3 separate regions of the Mus musculus genome follow, and regions 1 and 3 are each linked to region 2. Evidence: chromatin loops called from intact Hi-C (ENCODE). Cell type or tissue: left cerebral cortex. All regions are shown on one strand. Each heading gives the region's core, and the rest is flanking DNA. Links, peaks and the distances in the headings are about the cores only.

What was found. Peaks named below come from ENCODE experiments on the same cell type or tissue, not always from the same donor. Only the 100,000 strongest peaks of a DNase experiment are listed, where the experiment ranks them.
Region 1: a loop joins it to region 2, with 2.9 times the contacts of the local background. A loop is called at or near these places in 9 of 42 quality-filtered maps.
Region 3: it touches region 2 in a loop (4-fold over the local background); 5 of 42 quality-filtered maps call a loop at or near these places.

The regions. Positions count from the first base shown.
Region 1 is chr11:26,486,593-26,493,782 of GRCm38, reverse strand. It overlaps Vrk2 (vaccinia related kinase 2), which reads left to right. Exons shown (of 13, transcript NM_027260.3): 9 at 3,890-4,010; 10 at 6,765-6,823. Among named protein-coding and RNA genes, the nearest start is that of Fancl, 100 kb to the right of the region's middle. RefSeq lists an enhancer at 2,050-4,695. In left cerebral cortex, for the core only: a CTCF peak has its summit at 3,380 (motif pointing right); DNase peaks (open chromatin) are centred at 3,389 and 5,604.
Region 2 is chr11:26,206,111-26,213,300 of GRCm38, reverse strand. 5730522E02Rik (RIKEN cDNA 5730522E02 gene) reads left to right here and starts at 2,725. Exons shown (of 6, transcript NR_027973.1): 1 at 2,725-2,810. In left cerebral cortex, for the core only: no CTCF peak of the experiment used is centred there; DNase peaks (open chromatin) are centred at 2,367, 2,841, 3,236 and 3,571; H3K4me3 peaks cover 1,732 bases; H3K27ac peaks cover 1,449 bases.
Region 3 is chr11:26,383,457-26,390,337 of GRCm38, reverse strand. It overlaps Fancl (Fanconi anemia, complementation group L), which reads right to left and starts at 3,254. Exons shown (of 14, transcript NM_025923.3): 1 at 3,028-3,254. The coding sequence starts at 3,123. It also overlaps the pseudogene Gm18324. In left cerebral cortex, for the core only: a CTCF peak has its summit at 2,842; DNase peaks (open chromatin) are centred at 2,918 and 3,111; H3K4me3 peaks cover 1,183 bases; H3K27ac peaks cover 688 bases.

The DNA.
Region 1 (7,190 bases), core at 990-5,989, 280 kb before region 2:
CTTCCTGGTGATTATATTCCAGGTTAGATAGACCATTACTTTATAAACCAATATTATTAATAGAGGTTCTGTTATCGTAGTGGAGTGATGGCGATGGAGCTTTTCAGAAAGGATGGTTGCGATGAGAATGTTGTCAGTAATTCAGCAAACATGGGATCGGCCACTTATTTCTTTATTGCACAGTGTCTTTTTGTGTTTTAAGTCAGAAGGTCTCTGTCGTGTAGCTCCTGCCATACTGAAAAGTAGTGAGATAATATCAATTGGATGGTTCTAAAACTGAGGATGGAGGCCATCATTACAGAGAGCATGTGCTTTCTTCATTCGGAAAGCAGTGGCTCCAGGGTTGCTCTGTCAGGCTTGCTCTCTGATAGGAAGTACCTCCTTTAACCTTTTGCACCACTGTCTTCTTATTGCCAGTGTGATTAGCAATACTGACACTGCTGAACTGATTAAAAGGTAATAATGCAGTCCTCCAGCATGTGGTGCAGTGGCTGTTCTCCATAAATCACATAGTTGTTTTATTTAATTATAATTTCTAGAGTCAGCTATTTCTGGAAACTGTTTTTTCCCCCTGAAATAGACCTTGAGTCCCCACCTGTGCCTTTTTTATTATTGTTATACTTGGCAATATTTTATCATTTTGAAATGTTGAGCAATTGCAAACAACATACTCTCAGTGAAAAGAATAATTTGCTTGCTTCGTGGTTCTATGCACAATAACATTAGATGCTAAATAGTATTTGGAAACTAACTTAAGAAAGCTGAGAGAAAAAACTCTTGATAGAAAAATTGCCAAACAGAAAGTAAAAGTTTGAGTTTTGGGGACTCTACATGAGGACCTACAAATAATGATAACATTAGTTATGAAATGCAACTGAAAACCTTATGTAGTTCACTGAATTATGCAAACATATGTTTTCAAGAGAGAACAATTCATAATACACTTTCTGTCTAAGTGAATACAGTGAATTAAGGCAAATAGACTGTATCATTGAGCTGCAGAGCAAGGATGGAGCAGTGCTGGGGAGGAAATTCCAACCTTGCTTGTGGATTCCTACTCTGGAACGTTTTTCATTTCTTGGTTCAGTTGGCCTTTTCAATGGGTTGGGCAAGTTTACAATGAAACAAGTAGCTTTAAGATTTAAAAGATTTTCAATTTCAAATAAATTATGCTTATTTCATTTGTATGCATTTTTTATCTACAGGCATGTATATGCATTGTGTGTATCTGGTGCCTGCAGATGCCAGAAGTCGGTGTTATACCTCCTGGAACAGATGTTTGTGAGCCCCCATATAGATGCTGGGAACCAAATCTGGGTCCTCTGCTAGAGTAACAGGCAGTCTTAACCACCAAGCCTATCTCTAAAATTTTTCAAATGGTTATTCTGTGCTGGGTGCGAAACTAAGAATCTTTGTACCTATAAGGCATGTGTTCTACCGCTGAGTCAACCTTATTGTTCCCAGAGATTTCTAATACTCAACTAATGTTTTTTGAGTTAACAAGCATTATACTTATTCTCTGTGCAGTAGCTAGATTGTGGACATGAAAGAATTTAATTTCCCTAGAACAGGTCAGGAGGTTTTGTCTCTCTTTGACATGCTTCTTAGGCTAGGAACACATGACCATTCCGTGTAACATTATAAAGGTTTCTGTAGCACGGAGAGCACTGGTAAAATATTTGCTTACCCCCAATGAAGGAGCTAGAGAAAGGACCCAAGGAGCTAAAGGGGTCTGCAGCCCTATAGGAGGAACAACAATATGAACTAACCAGTACCCCTCAGAGCTTGTGTCTCTAGCTGCATATGTAGCAGAGGATGGCCTAGTTGGTCATCAATGTGAGGAGAGACCCTTGGTCTTACAAAAATTATATGCCCCAGTAGAAGGGAGTGCCAGGGCCAGGAAGCAGGAGTGGGTGGGTTGGGAAGCAGGGTAGGGGGAGAGTATAGGGTACTTTTGGAGAGGAAACTAGGAAAGGAGATAACATTTGAAATGTAAATAAAGAAAATATCTAATAAAATTTTTTTAAAATGCTTGCTTACCATACTCATTAACGGAGCATATATAGTGAAAGACTGAAAATTTGATAATATATTTAATTAGATAAGACTGAACTATAATAGTGAAGTGAACTTGGCTCTCAAAGGCCTATTTTACATGAAGACCAGTTTATGAAATATTGATTTCAGCTGTGTCCCTCAGCTGGAGGTAGCTAGAGTTCCTGGGAAGTTTCATTCCACATTCATTCATTCACATTGGTTTGTTTTTCTCTCCTCTTGTGTGTAGCCAGTATCTCGCAAACGTGTGTCAGAATATCCTTTTTGAGCAGTAAAGGTTGTGATTAGGAATTCCTGTAATAGAAAAAGAACTTGTGCACACATCTGTACAAATGGAGCCATTCTATTAATGGGAGATTTTTTCACAGAAGAAATCATTGCATAACAGCATGGTAGAGATTGTGTTTCTATTTTAATACTAGAGCCAAATCCTGCATTAAGAAATATTGAAGTCCAACCACAAAACATACAGCACCCATGGGCCTGGCCTTCTACTGGATTGAAGGTCCTTTAATAACTCAGTACTCAAATAGCAGTTAAGATGAGAATGTGTAAGGGTAACCATATGCTGTGCTTTTATAACAATCAGAGTAGCTACAACATATAGCACCTTTAAAACTATGTATGGTGACCTAGAGTAGCTACACATGTGGTGGCACAATTGTTCTTAGTAGATGCTTCTATAAATTAAAGACCTAGTTCACTCAGTGACTTTTTAGAGTTTACTTCATTAAGGACAATGAAATGGAATACCTGTTTACAACAGCTTTAACAGCCACATATTGCTCAGGATATTATATATCCCTGCACAGATGAACATTCAAGTAGTAGAATAAATATAAATACCACCTTATTGTTTTTATAACAGCTTGGAATGCTGATAAAATGACTTTATTTTATAGGCGTGTTAGTCATTAATTCAATGACTTATTACCAAGCGTCAGTTGAATTTAACAAGTCTTAGTTCTCACTGCCTTTTGATATAAGGTACTTGAGAAAAAAAAATATGTCAAAATGAGATGAAATTAGTCCACAGTATTTAAGAGTTTGTTAATTATGATATTTACTGGGATCTGATCATGTTCTTTTACTATGTTTTAATAAAAGCCATCTTACAATAAGTCTCTATTTTACTTCAGAACTTCCTTCTCCACCATACCTCTGGACCACATTCCCCTCATGCTTGCCTCACCTCTGGCTTTCAGATTTAAGACTAGTAGTTTTGTGCAGAGCTTCTCGTATCTGAAGATATGGGAAGCACTTGGGAGCTGTGTGCCCATGGTTGTGGTTCTTCCACAGAACTGCATCTTCTTGGGCCTGGTTTTAAAGACTGCACACTAGATGGCAGTTTTGTCATATTCTTCTGGCTTCAAGTGCAACCACTGGTGTGACAGAATAGGAAAGACCTTCAGTGTTTAGTCTGCACTCAGAGGGTCTCTGCGTGACCGCGGCAAACCCCATGGACTTCCTTGAACATGTGTTAGCAATTTAGCTGCAGACATTTATTTCTTTGTTTTACTGCTTGGCTCTTTGAGAAAGTGTTGGTGCCGGGTTATGGGTTGTCTGGATCATGTCAGAGGCCATGGGATCAAGTTCATATGACAGGCTAGACTAAGGAAAGATGAAGTTGGAGGAGGTGAAGAAACTGACCCTTACTTCAGCAGCCAGTCGCTGCCTGTCTGTGGACCGAGGCCAGAGACCCAGACAGTTAATGTTACTCCAGCTGAGTAAACATGACGCTCTACCCATTTGGCCTTTGCATATTTCGTCAATGGGAGCTCACTCAAAGATTTCTCTATTTCTCACGAGCTTTCTCATCCTCCCCTTTCTGCAGCCCCGTCCAGGAGGAGTGATGTTGAAATCCTTGGTTACTGCATGCTGCACTGGCTCTTCGGGAAGCTTCCTTGGGAAGCAAAGCTGGACGACCCTGTGGCTGTCCAGACTGCTAAAACCAAGTAGGTATTCTCCAACCCCCTGCCCCTTTATGCAGTAGGACCGACAGCAGGGACTAGAAAAGACAGAGAGAATGGCCCCTTGGCACCAGTGAAAATAAACTAATGTCGTCAGCTTGAAAAATACTTTTTAAAAACCAGAATCACGAAGACATAAAAATATCTGTACTTGATAATTTTACAGTGCAGATGTAAAATAAAACATCAGTTTCCAGACAAGCTGTTTTCTGGCACTTAGATCCTATGGTGGTGTGTACAAGATGGACTGTTTGTAAATTAGTGTGGGCCTGGGTATGGAAGCAGTCTGGTTTTGGTGTGATCGGTATCTACTGTGCAGAGGAGCAGGGTGAGGTGGGAGAGGGGGCTTGTGTTTCTCAGGGGAGAACAGCATACCTCATACTCCTGTCTCCAAAAGCATATCTTTTTTCTTTTTTGAAGTAGAAACAAAGAAAACTTTTACATGAGCTGTTTATATGAAACATACTTGCAGCCACATAAATCTTACAAATATAGACTACATTCAAAGTTTATTACCTTGATGCTGTTAGCACAAGGAGGTCAGTTTTAGAACAAAGTGCGTTTTACAAGTCTCTCACTGGTCAGCTGGTCCAAGGTACAGAGTGGGCAGCTTTTCCTCACATTCTAAGGTAAACTGAAATAGTTATCTATGGAGAGATTGCTGTGCACTGGAGTTTTAGGAAAACATATAATAAAAATAGACACCAAGGGCAGCTCAGCCAGATAAGTCAATCTTCAGATGTAAATGTTGTTTTGGACTGGGTCTTACTCTGTAGCCCATGATGGCTTCAACCTCATGATTCCCTTCTCAGCCTCGCAAGTGCTTGGATTAGAGATGCAGCCACCACACTTAGATTCACTGTAGGATCTGTGCCCAAGACAGAAGGTTTGGACTAAAGGCTAGAAATGACAGATCTCTACAAACTGACATGTACAGTTCTTGTGCTTGAAATCTTGAACACCCTAGTCCCTGACACATTTGTGCAAGTTGAGACTCTGACGAGTTCTGTTCATTTCCGTCCTCTTATAACTGGCACCCTCCACACTGCAGCACAGTGAATGCATGGACATCAACACTCCTATAAGCAGTTCTTGTATACACTTTGTGAGCTCAGCTTAGCTAATTTACGTAGTGTACTTTAGTTAAAGGCCAGGATTTTAACCTAACAATCCCTGGCAGGCTTTCTTTTATAAGACTAATAAATGGTTTGTTTTAGTCTTGTATCAGCATGTATATAGAGGATAACATTTTATTAACTAGTGAATAATATGTCCACATGTATTCATGTATAGTAAAAGGGTACTACATAAAATAGGGTTTTAATAAGTGAAATATTATCTTGACTTTACATATATTGTCTTCATCTTTATTTGATTAACAATACAAATCCAAATACTAATATATTATGTATCAAAATTTAAAAATCTTTCGATTTCCTATGTAATAAGTGCTCCTTTCTTCGCCTGTGAAGGTATAATGTGAGGCAGGATGGCAGGTTTGGCCACAGCTCTGTGTCCCTCTGTTTCTGCTGTCATGAGTCACTTAAGATCACCATGTGCTTTTCCACTTGTGTTTCTCTGTGAATCATTCACTTTATTTATAATTTTAGTTGAGGCTTTATATATTTTTGCTACAGTAAATTAAGAAAGTGATATTTAGCCCCAACTGGAAAGCATTTACCAGGTGTTTGTTGTATTGATATTTCTTCTTAACTTATTTAACCATTTGGTTATATAAACTCTTGCCTGGACAGGGCAAATGCACACCGAGAACTAAAAATCACCCCTTTTCAGTAATCGATACATCAGGAAAATGACTCCACAGAGACACCAAGGCATTCGTGCCCACAGTTCACTAGGGAGACCAGAAATGATGAGACAGAGTGGCCTCTCCTCTGTGGAGGAAATCAAATGTCTATTTTCCCACCCAGAAACCTGCTAACATTTGCTTACATTGCTGACATTTCCTGGGGGAAGCAAACCTCCCCCAAAGGCCGCAGAATATTTATCCCAGGCTCTCTCTCCCTAGACCTTGATCTGTTGGTTCCCAGTTGGTAGAATCCTTAGGGGATGTCACATGAATTTTATGGCATACTGATGTCAATGTTATCTCAGAGAAGATACAAGATTCTAGTCCTTTTAGCTATACACCCCACCTTCAGATTCACATATACTTTTCAAAGAGTTTCTAGGTAGTCCCACCCTGAGATTTACTCTGCACCTAGAGTTGAAATGATCATTGCCTAGAAAGCTTTTCCCCAAATTCTACTATGTTTAGATGTGCTGACAATATATCCCTGGCAGACTCTTTGAAGTTTTGATCCAGGTTGAAAAAGTCAGTCTGAACCAAGTTTCCATTCTCATCACTTTTGCTGCCTGCCATAGCATCCACAGAGACCCACACACCTTTAAATATAAGAGGAATAAAAGATTTCCCCAACTACACCTAGCTTTTTATGTATTTTCTATTCTTCTTTAGGAAACATCATAGCAAACATTCTACAGTCCTCAATTGTGTACAATTTGAGTTAAGGCCTCTAGGTAGTTACAACTGTAAAACTGACCAATAAGAACTAAGGAATGCCCTCTCCCACTTTGCTAATCCTCCTATCCACTACAGTTGGGTACAAAAAGGGCACAATTGTGTCCTATCAACACAGAATCAGAGTTTTATGTTCTACCTGAAACAGGGAGCCTGGGCTGAAGACACTCACCATGTGCTGTCTGTTTTCTGTTTAGCCTGCTGGATGAACTCCCAGAGTCGGTGCTTAAGTGGGCTCCTTCTGGAAGCAGTTGCAGTAAGTTGGACCATAAAACCTTTCTTGATCCATGAGTCTTCACGGTAGCTGCTCTGTGGGTGTTCACCATTACCCACTCCCATTCCCAGACACTTAAAGCTTCGGGATCACAGAGAGTTTGCTAAAAACGATGTTTAAGTCATCTTTGACTTTAGAACCAAAACGGTGGTGCTCCAGGAACTGCCCAGCTCTTATGGGTTCTTTGTTTTTTAGAGTTTTACTTTTATATTTTGAGAATCATTCACAGGTTATTCAATAGCAACTGGTATTTTTAGGATTAAGATATTTTTGAACAGAGATAAAAATCAACCTCTAAAAAGACTATTTTGAGTCAATATATTTGAAGAACTTAATCATTACATGCCTA
Region 2 (7,190 bases), core at 1,254-6,253:
TAGATATTAGCCCAGAAACTTAGAATACCCAATATACAATTTTCAAAACACAAGAAACTCAAGAAGGAAGACCAAAGTGTGGATACTTAGTTCCTTCTTAGAATGGGGAACAAAATACCCATGGAAGGAGTTACAGAGACAAAGTTCAAAGCAAAGCCTGAAGGAAGAACCATCTAGAGACTGCCCCACCTGGGGATCCATTCCATAAACAACCACCAAACCTAGACACTAGGCTCCTGCTGACAGGAGCCTGTTATAGCTGTCTCCTGTAAGGCTCTGCCAGTGCCTGGCAAATACAGAAGTGGATGCTCACAGTCATTCATTGGATGGAGCACAAGGTCCCCAATGAAGGAGCCAGAGAAAGTACCCAGGGAGCTGAAGGGGTCTGAAGCCCTATAGGAGGAACATCAGTATGAACTAACCAGTACCCCCAGAGCTCCTTTGAATTATACCACCAATCAAAGAAAACACATGGTGGAACCTGTGGCTCTAGCTATATATGTAGCAGAGGATGTATGGCCTAGTTGGTCATCAATGGGAGGAGAGGTCATTGGTCCTGTGAAGGCTCTATCCCCCAGTGTAGGGGAATGCCAGGACCAGGAATGGGATTGGGTGGATTGGGGAGCAGGGGGAGGGGTGAGGGTATAGGGAATTTTCCGAGGGGAAACTAGGAAAGGGGATAAATTTGAAATGTAATAAAGAAAATATCTAAAATAAATAAATAAATTTTAAAAAATGCTGTATTAGGTAAGGTTCCTAGCATGATGAACCAGTAATTCTCTACACACTGTTGGTCATTGGATAAATCAATACAATATTTTCATCTAATTTCTAAAATCATGATGCTTTAAGATCAATCTTTGTGAAATAGAAATCCTTCCATGTATATAAAGCATTACCAATATTAAGAATTCTGAGGTTCAAGCATTTTGCATATGACACTGTATTAGTCAGGGTTTCTATTCCTGCACAAACATCATGACCAAGAAACAAGTTGGGGAGGAAAGAGTTTATTCAGCTTACACTTTCCACATTGCTGTTGATCACCAAAGGATGTAGGACTGGAACTCAAGCAGGTCAGGAAGCAGGAGCTGATACATAGGCCATGGAGCGATATTATTTACTGGCTGGCTTCCCCTAGCTTGCTCAGCCTGCTCTCTTATAGAACCAAGACTACCAGCCCAGAGATGGTCCCACTCACAAGGGGCCCTTCCCCCTTGATCACTAGTTGAGAAAATGCCCCACAGCTGGATCTCATGGAGGCATTTCCCCAACGGAAGCTCCTTTCTCTGTGATAACCCCAGCTTATGTCAAGTTGACACTCAAAATTAGCCAGTAGAGAAGCCAAGAGGAGAAACTTCCTTGGGGAAGTGTAAGTGAGCATGTGTTTCATAAAGTTAGATTTAAGGTAGAATTTGGGGAAACACTAAAAACTGTGGTGAGATTGTTAACAACCATCATATGTAGGGGAAAATGATTCCAACTTGGGATGAATCTTTCTGAAAGAATGGATTAACGTAATGCGTGCTGGGGGCTTTCTCCTTTCTTGACAATATGATTTCATCTACTTTTAGTCCAAATGCTTACCTGCCTACTAACTGATCATAGGGTTAGGACATGGAAAGCAACTAACCAAATAAACATTATTTGTTTGTCTTGATTGGATATGGCTCTTGTCCCCATATAATCTGTATGTTATCTGTAAATGTCTGATCCAAACTTATGGGCGATATTTTTGAGTCCTCTATAGAAAAAAAAAGAAACATGGGTAAGGCAGTAACTTTTTGTAATGAGACTGATACAAGAATAACATAAAAGGTGGATTTTACAGCAAGATATGGATAATAATTCGAACACTGAAAGGTTTTGGTCTCAACATTGTAGTATGGATAGAAGTGAGAATGGAAGACTAGCCTTTTCAATGAGGCCATAAGCCTAGACATAAATTTCTTTCAGATTTATTTCCCCAAATTTATTTATTTATTTCCCCAAATCACATCACTCTAAGCCAACTAATGTCTGTATTAACTATAGTCAAAACTAGTATTTAATGCACACTTAACCAGATATGGAACATGGGCTTAAGTTTTTCTTCCCATACTAACATATGTTTCTAAAGTTTTAAACTCATTCTATACTTGGACAATAGTGTCCCAGGCACTAGTACTTTCAGAAATGGCAAGCTGAGCCCTCAAGCTCCTGTGGGACTTCCCATGGTCTAGTTTGAATTTTGTTTTGTTTTGTTTTGGTGGAGTTGAAGTAGCTCCAGAAGGTCACTTGGAGTGACCATATGCCCCTTGGTTCAGCAGTCCTTCCATAGCCTGACAGGACTTATATTTGAGGTTTTCGAAGTAAACGTAGATAGTTCCTGTGGAGTCCATATGTGCCAGAGAACTTGGGTGGCTAAGAATTTGGCGGGAAGAAAGGGGTGAGCAGAGGTACATGTTCTGGCACTTTCCACGGAGGCTACTCTCCTGCGTGGGGGAGGGTGAGAAGCACCCACCCCCACCCCCAGCAAGTACACCTCAGCCGAGATTTGGGGATCGCCTCACCTGTATTTACAAACCCACCACCGCGTTCCCCGCACCGTGCACCCGCAACTTCGCCTTCCACAGCTAGCCGCAGCAGAGCCGAACAGACCGAGAGGGAAAGACAGACAAATCGGCGCGAGCGAGCGCGGGGACCGGGCAGCGGGGAGCGCGAGCGCGGGACGAGCGCGGGTTCAATTAGCGAAACAAAGCAATCATGGCGGAGCGAGCACACCGGGCTGCGCGCCCCGAGGACTCGGCGACCGCCCCGCGCCCTGGCCGGTAAGTGACGCGGCGCCACGCGGCCTCCGCGCTCGCTCCCGCCGCCCGCGCCCCCGCGCCGCCCCCGCCTCCGCCCCGCGCAGCTGGCGCCGCCGCCGCGAGGCCCTGCGACCGCGGGCGCCCTGGGCCCTCCGCCTCCGCAGGGGCTCGCCTGCCCCTGCTGTTCCGCCGTCCCCGCCGCCCCGAGCTGTGGCCCGGAGCCCGCTGAGCGCCGCTGTACGCGCAGGGTGCCTGCACCCCTCGGCTCGCCGCCCCCACGGCGGCCTCCCTCTGGCCTGATCCCCGCCTCCCGTCCCTAATCTGGCCCCCTCGCTTCCCCTATTTCCCTCGCGTCCCCCAAACTGGCCTCGGGCCTGAGTGGGTGCAAGCAGTCACCGCCCACTGGCCAACCAAAGAAGGACTCTGCACCCTCGCCTCTGTGGCCCCAGGGTTCACTTTTCCAACCAAGGGACATAACTCTTGCTCCTGCCCAGGCTCTTAGGCTAGTGTCTTTGTGAGGAGGTTGGTGCAGCCCTTTTAGAAGATAGGAAAACAAAGGCGACAGGTAGGGAAACATACAAGGCGCTGTCACCAACAACGGAGAGGCTCTCTGTTCTCAGAAAAGAGGGTTTTCTTTAAGGAATCCTTCAAGCACCGTGCGTATAGCTGACATATCTCCTGTTTAGAGATAAAAAGCAATCCTTGGGTCTGTCAAGCTCTCAATTTTCCTGTCCACAGACCCCATTTAATGTTTAGTGGGTCCAGTTGTTTGCCTTTTTCCTTTTACTTGTTCAGCCTTTTCGGGACCTTAGTTAATCCTGTGCCTATCTCTGTCCTGTTTGGGGGAGAAATGACAGCGGATGGTGTCTGCTGGGCAGAGAAGGGCATCTGTTTGCTTCTATGTGTCTTTTGAGTCTGACATCTCACTGCTGACAGGTTACTCTGCAGATTATGGAACAGTGAATTGCTTTATCATCCAGAAAGAAAATGCTGATGACGTTAAAATAGTCTTGTATTGTTATTGCAATTGCATATAGTTTTTTTTTTTTTTTAACAAATAAGATCCAATGGAATTAATCATTTATTTTTGCTGGGGATTGAACCCAGGGCCTTGTGCATACTACTCAAGTGCTCCTCCACCCCTGAGCTATACTCCAAGCCATAAAGTGTCTAATCATAATTTTTATTACACTTCTTGCTGGCCCATCTGGAATAAGACATAGTCTAATCCCCCCCCCCTTTTCTCTTGAAGGTGGCAAAAATTCTAATTGATACTCATTTAATAGATTAACTTGCAAAAATCATATAAAGGTTGAACAAAGCAACCATGCATGCTTCAGCCAAAGTCAGTTCTTTTTTGATAAAGCAAGATTTACTTCCCAGTGGTTCATTGACACTCAATCCTTCACCTTACCGTGTTGCTTCTCAGGTCCTTTTTTTTGGGGGGGGGGTGGTGTCTGGAGGGTGGCAATGGAAATTTCCAAAACTAAGATTTACTTTCTCAATGGGACAGGAACTGACCGGTGACAAACCTTTGTTAACTCAGCCCAGGACTTGCTGGAGATGGCAGCTCAGTGAAGACTGTTCATGTTTATTTTTCACAGTTGTGTGGACATAAGAAAAACAAAGCTGGTGCTTCATACGGAGCTACTACCAGATACTTCCCACACTAGTTAGCTCGAGATTCCATTACTCAGTAGCCCTGAACTCCTTCTCACAAATGGATTTTATGTTGACTTCCTGCTCATACCGTGTCAGAGATCATCAACCTGGGAAGAAGTGCTTTGGCTTCTAAAGTGATGTTAGTGGAGGCAAAAAGATCAGCCTTGGGATTATAGATCTTGCTGACCCATTAAGGGTCAGTAAATTAGTAGACTACTTGAGTTGACACTTCTGATCTCAACTTAATGGGTTGATTAACTTATGACTCTATCTTCATTATGGGCTATTAGCACATTGCTAAACTGGATCTTGGACTTAGGAATTGTTTTTAAGTTTATGTTTTTGCTCTCAAGGTTAATCAATATTCATTATGGTTTTAGTTTTTTATTTTTTTTAACCAAAAGGTTAGCTAGATCCTTCTATAAAAAAAGATATTCAATACATTTATGAGTTGAGGTTGCAAAACTGTCTGGCTAAGGAATTTACAACATGCAAAAGGATACACAATAAGAGGTGGCATCATAAAGAGGAAATACACACGACATGCACATGTTAAGGGCTTCTTGCTCATCATCAGAACCTCCACCCTCTTATCTTTCTGTGTGCCTTTCTGTTATGGTCACAGTAAATCATGACATTCAGACCTCCATTGAAGGCTTGTGGGGCTGCCAGCTAGGGACAGTGAAAACCTAGGCTTTGCCTCAAGATGCCTTGTGAGGAATATTTTTTTGTGATCGGCATATCTTAGAATCAGTCTGTAGACTACACTATTAAATCTATAGAGTATATATTTTTTCCTGCCTTTCTTGAAATTTGTAACACATTCCAAGGTCATTGTAATCCTGGTGATTTGGGAATCATCAGTAATCATTCTGTAATCTCAGCAGTTGGCAATTAATATATTAGTAATGCTGGTGAAATCACTAGAGAAAGTTAAAGTTTATCCACTCAGCCACACAATTAATTGAGAGGTATGTACAGTGTTTTAGGTGGAACCTCACTGGAACTGAGTCGGTTGGCTGGCAGGTATTAATGCAAACAAAGATATACCCAAACCAAAGAATTGTTAGGTTTCCATAAAAAAGCTCTAGGAGACACTGGATCACTACTGAGCTTGAAATTCATAGCCCTCCTTTGGGGGCCTAGAGAACTGAGTTCCTTCTGAAGCCATGTATATATCTCTTTACCCATGACATGATTGAGTGTGTGCAGTTTGCAAGTTTCTCTAACTTGAAGAGAATTAGTAGACTTTTATATCTTTAAAACCAAGACTAAGTAGTATGATCAAAAGCCAAGGAATGGTGTTCCAGATCATGGACGGTGCTCCAGATCACGGATGGTGCTCCAGATCATGGACGGTGCTCCAGATCATGGACGGTGCTCCAGATCATGGATGGTGCTCCAGATCATGGATGGTGCTTCAGATTATGGAAGGCTGCTATGTTTTTCAAGCACAGCCCATGGGCTGGCTGAAGGGTTAAGGGTGCAAGCCAGAATGAAGCAGAGCAAGGAAGAAGAGGATTTTCAGAACCCTGTAGTAGATCATTTTAAACAAGAATCCCTAAGGAGGATGTTATCAAAAGGTATTATAGCTGGAAACAAACCTCAGTCACAGAACCAAGTTTTAAAGAAAACACAGTCTTAGTTAAAACAGAATAAAAATAGCATTAACTACACTAAAAACTCCAAAGCAAATAAAACCTGTGAGAACACCTGCCTTGAAAAGCAGCCACATTTGTTAGTATTAAAAGTCTTCACTAACAGGTGATTCTCTCGAGTCATCTTCTTTAGCCGTTCAGGGAAACATGACCACACCACAGGGTCTGCCCAATTCACCAAGCTCTCTAGTAAACAGATTATTTTTTTATTACGAAGTGTTAGAACTCAAGCCGACTTGAAGTTCAATGTCCTTAGTGCTTACTTTACATTTATTTCATTTTCTTAAATCCTGCCGAAATATGTATGTGTGGGAGTACAGCCTTTCCACAAATTATCTTGATATTTGGGGGCCTTATTTTCTTTGGGAATCTGGTGTCTCTCATCTTTGCAAAGTTAGAGGATACATTCTAAGCAGACACCTCATTGAAATATCTGCTTGCCGCCCACCAGAGACAAGAGCAATGCTTACTCTTCTTCTCTGCCGTCTCAATGACCGAACTGGATCAGGAGTCCATAAAGCATTCTCAGACCTGTGGTATGCAAAGATAAAGAGGCTGCTGAAACTTTGTTGGTGAAAGCATATTAAGTATATGTATTTTGTTAGGAAAGGAGAAACAAAAGCAAGGCATTTGGCAATCTGCAGACAGAATTGAAAATATGAAGTTAGCCTAATTAAAAATACATTTTTTTAACTAAGCGCTGGTTTTGTGGTAAGCTCGAAGGAAGGCCGTGAAAAATTACATGGAGCTACCTGCAAAAGCAGTTACTTCCCAGTCTTCAGACCTGCCCAACCCACTAAAAGCAGCAGTGCAAAGACTGTGGCCTGAGAACAAGACAGGGTTCAGAGGAGCAGCAGCTGCAATCACCACCGGCTCTCACCTGCTCCTCAGAGATGAGCACGCAGCGCCAGTGAGGTAGCACAGCCTCTGGTGGAGGGGATACGGTCAGCTCAGGGGTTAATAACTGAGCTGGGAGACCAAGGCCCCAGCTTTTCTCGGGCTTGTGCTCCACTCCTACTAGGATACAAGCTTAGAACCAAGAAGAAGGTGAATCAGAAAGATGGTGAATTTGGAAGTGACA
Region 3 (6,881 bases), core at 1-5,000, 180 kb before region 2:
GCCCCAGTATAGGGGAATTCCAGGGCCAGGAAGTGGGAGTGGGTGTGTTGGGGAACAGGGAGAGCGAGGGGAGGGGGGGTTTAAGGGATTTTCAGAGGGCAAACTACGAAAGGAGACAACATTTGAAATGTAAATAAAGAAAATATCTAACAAAAAAAAGAAAGTAAGAAAGAAAGAAAAGAAAGACAGAAAAGGGTGAATATCATAAATAACTTTGTAAATCAATATATTCAGAAACCTATATGAAATTAACTCTTTGCCACAAACTACCAAAGCTCACTCAAGACAATAGGACCTAATAATAGAAAACATACTTTTCCTCTGCTCACAAATGATTCCTTCATGTAAAAACTGATTGTCAAGGTACCAAAGGTGATGTTTATAAACAATGGTAATTGTGGTGCAACTAAACTATAAGTTCTACCAAAGAGTAAAAACAAAAGTTAGAATAAAGAACTTCATGTAGAAATTATATAAGCTCCAAAATCCAGTGATGAGACACAATACCGAAGCATCTACCAGATCCTCTTAAAGCAGCATGATGAGGGAAGTGCAACACCTCAGAAGCATAGAAACAGAAAGTGTGCAAGCAAAATAAAGGAAGCAACACATACAATCACACATCAAAAAGAAGTAAGATGGGAAAACTGTTCCGTATAACAAAGCACCAATTCACAGATAGGTATGATAGTGTTAGAAAAGCCTTGAGAGATTTGACACCAATAATTACTATTTAGCTATTTAAGCCAAGAATCTAGTATTGAAAATCTGAAATATACAAAACCAATGCAGAGACCCACAGCCAAATATCAGATGGAACTTGGGAGTCTTGTGAAAGAGTTGGAGGAAGGATTGTGGGACTTGGAGGTACAGAGACTCAGGTCTCCACAAGAAAACCAAAAGGTTCAACCAACCTGGACCCTTGGGGGGCTCCAAGAGACTGAACCACCAACCAAAGGGCATACATGGGCTGGATCTAGGCCTCCATACACACATGTTTAAGAAAAGTGCAGCTTGGTCTTCACATGAGTCCCTCAACAACTGGAAAGAGTCCTGCCCCTGACTCTGCTGCCAGCCTGTGGATCCTGTTCCCTTAACTGAGTTGCCTTGTCTGATGTCAGTGGGAGACAATGTGTCTAGTCCTGCAATGGCTTCAGGTAGGTGCCGGGTGGGCTGGTTCCTGGGCAGAAGGGAGCAGCTCCCCTCCTCAGAGGAGAAGAGGAGGGGGGGGGGCTATGGGGGGGATGGGGAGAGTAATCAGGATGTAAAGTAAGTGAAGAAATAAATAAATAAATAAATAAATGGGAAAAATGGAACTAAAATGAATGAATGAATGAATGAATGAATGAATATGCAGTATATAAGTGAATGTGTAATGGCCCAAAGAACCTCACCGAAAAGTACTCGTTAATTTCAAAAGAAGATCTGGCAGAAGCCACACTAACCTAGTAACTGGCATTATTAATATCAACACTGGGAGTAGTTGACTTCATGTGCCTTGAAGGGAACACAGGACAGTTTCTGGGATGCCCCTGCCCAAACACATTCCCAGAATTCAATGGTGAGAAAATATCAAACCTAATAAGCTTAACTCTTAAAAATAAAATTCAAGTTAATAAAAACACAGACTAAGAACTGCTCCAAAAGAAGAGATAAGATAATTAAATACTCCATGAAATTTTACACCGCATAGCAGTTGTAGTAACTGTACTGAGGTTAGGTTTGAGTGGACCCTTGTTTTATGAAATGAGTGCTAAATTATTTAGAGATAAAACAGCAAGAAACGTATCTATGATTTAATCTCAAAGGGTAAGGTAAGTGTGTGCACAGGACCAACCACAATCACACTCAGGATAAAATCAGTTGTGCTGGATAGCTTTTAGACAGTGCTTAAGACTCAAAGGCATGCTTAAGGAATAAAAAATTAGAAATTACCTACATCGAAGGCTAACGTATTTCCGGTCTAATCTTATGGCTATAATTGTTTTCTAAAGTGCTATTGGAGATACAGACAAGTGATGTGAAACACTTGTTTCTGCCTGTCCTGTGCAACACTTGCCTGGCATGTGAATGGCTGCAGGTTCAATTCCCAGAACAGATGTGCACATGCATGCGCACAAATTCATTCTCTCTCTCTCTCTCTCTCTCTCTCTCTCTCTCTCTCTCTCTCACGTTTCTGAATGTTTCTGTAAATGTGAAAAACATTTTAACTGGATATTTCAACAGTTAAGCAAAAGGTGGCTAACTCATTTCCATCTATAATAAATTTTAGCCATTCTTTAAAGGTTCACATGGTTTGAAAATCCCTAAGGAAGTCCATGCTTCCTGTGTGTATATTTATCACAGAGAATTTTCTTAACTCCCAGGAATGTTTAGGGACAAGTGTTACTATTTAGAAAATCTGGTATCTGCTCAGCATTCTAGAGGTTGTTGCTTCAACACACGTGGAAATTAATGACTCCTGTCATTAAAGGGCAAGTTACACGTAGCTGAGTTTAATATTCAGAGGAAAAGTCCATAGTCAAAATCTTAAATTAAGGTAATTTGTTGTACCATGGGGGGGGGGGGGGGGGGGCCCGCTGGGGTGAGATTTTCTAAACAGTAAGAGTTTCAGAGGTAACTGACACCATCATAGTCAAGGTAGTCTCTCTAGATTTCCCAGGATCTGATTTCAACTATAAAATAATGGGGTTTGGATTTTTCTGTTTGTGTAGGTTCGGCTTAATAGTGGACCCTGAGTGCTCTATAAATCAAAATCGTAAGTGTAGTAACACACCGCCGTGATGAACTCTGGTTAAGACCTACAGAACTGCACCTCCCTCTTCCACCACCAGCCAGGCACCGGCGAGCCGCCCCGCCCACCCTGTGTCGCGCGGCGTCGCCACCTAGCGACCGCGCATGCGCAGAGTATCGGCGCTACTTCTCCAGGCTCTGCTACACTCTCCCAGCCAGGCAGCCGGAGACGCCGCGGTCAGGCTTTGCCACGAGTGACAGGCTCTCGCGCGACAGAACGACCCCTCAGGGTACCTGAGCCGAAATGAATCCCTCATACACAGTTTTCTCCCGGTTCTGAGGAAGTAGCAGCGGGAAATGGCGCAACAGGCTTGCTTCTGCTTCGTCCATGGCGCACAGGAATGGCCGCCGCACATGCGCAGTCTGCAAAGGGACGGGGCGGAAACCCGCTTCGGCGGGAAAAACTAACTGGTGGGTACGCTGCCCTGACCTGGACAATGAACTGGGCCAACTGGTCTGCTTAGTAGCAGGAGAAAGCAGGAGAAAGGAAGATCACTCACAAGTCCACAGGCCTGACGGTTCAGGATTATTCTGACCTTGACTGTCAAAAAATAAAACTAGCAAAATCCTCTTGTTGATTTCATTGAAGACTGATGCAACTCCAAAGCTGACTTTCCTACTTTGACAGGGCATTTACAGTGTGCCCATAGCATACTGTTTTTACCCTGAACCTGCCCCATCACCTCTCCTGTTCTTGCGTTTGCTCTGGACTAGATCTCCTGTATACTCCCAGTATACCCTTCAACCAAATGCATATGTAAATAAATTGTACATTCAATACATCATGTATATTGTATGCTGATTCAGTGTTGTACTGTTTTTAATTAGATATATTTAAAGGAAGCCCATAGAAATTGTGAGAGATTCAATTTATTCTTGAGGTGGTAGACTGACAAAATTTCCTATACATTCTGGTAACTTAGAAATGGTTACTCATTCACTCATTTCTAAATATAGATTTAAGAAAACGTGGGGGGAGGGGGTGTTGATTGTGTAAGAAACTTGTTAATAGTTACCATATGATAATTTGGCATTAGAATAAGTCACTTTTGATTCTACTATTTTTAAGATCACTGTAATATGTTAGTAAGTAAGATTGTGCAAAGATGAATAAGATATTCTTCCTATTCTTATTGCCCTCATTGAAGATTGGATTTTAAAAGATTAATAGATTGGCAGAATTTGTCACAATATTCTGAATGCTTGAAGAACACAAGAATGTTGTACTTGTTACACTAAGACTGTGGTTCGCAACCTTCTTAGTGACCCCCCCCAACCATAAAATTATGTTGTTGCTTCTTTGTAACCGTAATTTTGCTACTGTTATGAATCACAATTTAAGTGTTTTTGGAGAACCAGTATGATAAGACTTTCTCAAAATGTGACTCAGATTGCAGTGTTGTCAGCACTAAAAAAAAAAAAAAAAAAAAAAGGTACACAACTTTATACAAGTGTTACAGCTCTGAGGAGAAAGGTTTCCCCAATGCAAGTGTTGCAACTCTGAGGAGAAAGGTATCCTGGCAGTCTGGAGCCAAAGAATATTACACAATCCCACAATACAACAGACCTCACACAAGAAGATTATTAGAAAAAATACAGGAGGATGGCTGCATCTGCTTGGGGAAAAAGCAGCAAAGAACTAAGCTAGAAACAGGCTTTACACAGGGATTCTTTGGGAGTTTTTCAGGGTGGGGATTGGTGGGACTCCAAGTTTGAGTTTTAGGCTATCTCAGGGATTGGTGGGTTTTCAAGCAAAGGGATTGGTAAGTGAGCTAGGACACTTTTTTTTACCATACAATTAAGGAAACAAAAGTTTACCACTGAGGGATTCGGGGCATACAACCTTGGCATTTGAATAAACAACAAAACCTAGATCAATCCAATCACCTCTGGCCCCCCACAGCAGCTCCTGAAATACTCACTTCAGATTGCCTTCTTTATGCCTGGAATAAACAACTCTCCCTGACTCTGAAGAGGCAAGGACAGGGAAAAGAAGCTACATATGAATTGCTAAAATTGCCCCAGTTTGTAACTATTAGATCATACCTCCTTAGTATAGTCATACTGTCTTATTAAAAAAAAAAAAAAAAAAAAAAAAAGGTTTCTATGTTGCATTGAATCTCAGTTTGTTAGTTTTATATGCCATAGAAATTGTACTAAACAAATTTTATGCTTTTGTTAATTTGTCTGAAAATTTATGTACTCTTTTATTTTTCTGGATTTTCATCATGTATCATTTTAACCCAGCATTAATTCCTCATGTCCTCCTAAAGTGTCTGAAATAGAATTTTTTTCTCAGCTCATGCTAAATAGAAATGAAATGCAAAAGAAAACAACTTTACCCATGGGAAACTTGTACAACGTTTTAAAGGCTTTTTTACTGTTTAACTTATTGAAAAAAAGATGCTACTGTGGTACTTGATCTAGCAGCTACTGTTCTTTGGGTTAGATAGAGTCTTGTGTTTGGTTTGTTTGTTTGTTTGTTTGTTTGTTTGTTTGTTTGTTTTGCTGTGTACTGGGAACATCAAAGTTTTCTTTATATTCTCTCAAGAGATGTGCTATAGTTTTATTTATTTTTAGCACAATGTACATTGACTTAGCATCTGTCTCCTTACCATGGAATAATGGGACACTTGAGTGCTCGTCAACATAAGTGATTATTTTTATAGTGAATATACCTAAGAGACATTGAACTTAAACAGGATATTAGGAGACCTGTAAGCTCCAGCTTACAGATGATTCTTTCTTACATTCACAAAAGTAATTCTTCACCATTGAAATTTCTTCTCTCAGGGAGCTCAATAAAGGTCATCAAATCCAAGACATATGTGGGTAAAAGAGTCCCATAGACCTAGCACTTGTAAATAGCTAATCAGAACTGGCAAGATACCCAGTGAGATAGACGAAAACTGTGGAGCAACTTCTGAAAGTAGCTGAAATGTCTATAAATGCTCAAATGGCTCAGCAGACATTCATATACAGCATCCCAGTACAGTACTGGAAATGATATTGCCTTCCATGTAAATGATGAAGGGGTTCGTGCAAATCAATCAAGGGAAACTCAAGATGAGTTCTTAGCAGCACTTTTCTACCATGATTCAGTCTACCTCTTAAAAACTGGTATCAGGCACTTGTCTGCCAAAGTAACTCTGTGGATAGAATGAGTCTCTTTGTCCACTGCCTCATCACTGCTGCTACCTCCAACTCAGCTTAGCAGCCACTTGAACTGCCAGCCTTGGTTGGCCACCAGCTCCCCTCCTCCCACAGGGCCATCATGATAGCAACTACTTGCTAAAGCTGCAATGATCTTCCAGTTTCTCACATAGGTAACTGCAGTGTCTGCCAGTGTTCTGCCTCTAATTTGTGTGTTATATGAATTCCAGACCAAAGGCTAAAAGTAAAGATATTTCTATATTCCTCACACACCCCTAACTCCAACCTAAAGATTCCCAAATTCTGGTAGTAGGGTCCCTGTGGTGTGTTTAACAACTCTACAAATGAATGTAATATATGCTGAAGTACCATCTGCTCGGTCATGCAACTCAGTTATTAAGAATGTTTCCATTATGCACTATGTGATGGGGATACATTTAAAGCTGTTCAAGAGTGGACCATACAAGATTAAGAAGATGTGTAATCTCATCCAGTATTTATACCTTTTTTGTTAAGACTTGCATTTTCAGTACTTCAGTATTTCGCACCACCATGCTTTTCATGTGGAAACTTTAACTTTCCTTGAACATTGTTCTTAGTTGCTCTTTGTGGGAATTTTTCTTGTCTCCTGAAATTATTGCTATGCCCGACCACTTAATATATTCCCTGGTTCAGCCTTAACTAATTGTGAACTGTCTTATTCTACTCAGGCTGCTCTCAGAAAAGTACCATAATTTGGGTAGCTTCTGAGCCAAAAGAGATTTATTTCTTGCTGTTTCCAAGTAGAAGAAGCTAAAAATCAAGGCTTAAGTTCTACATTTGATACCCATGATATCCATTGGAGGGTTTCCCTCAAGATACTAGTCATTTCCCTTAATCTATGTCATACTTACTGCTGTCATTGAGTCCTTGCCTCTGAACTCTCATTATTAAAT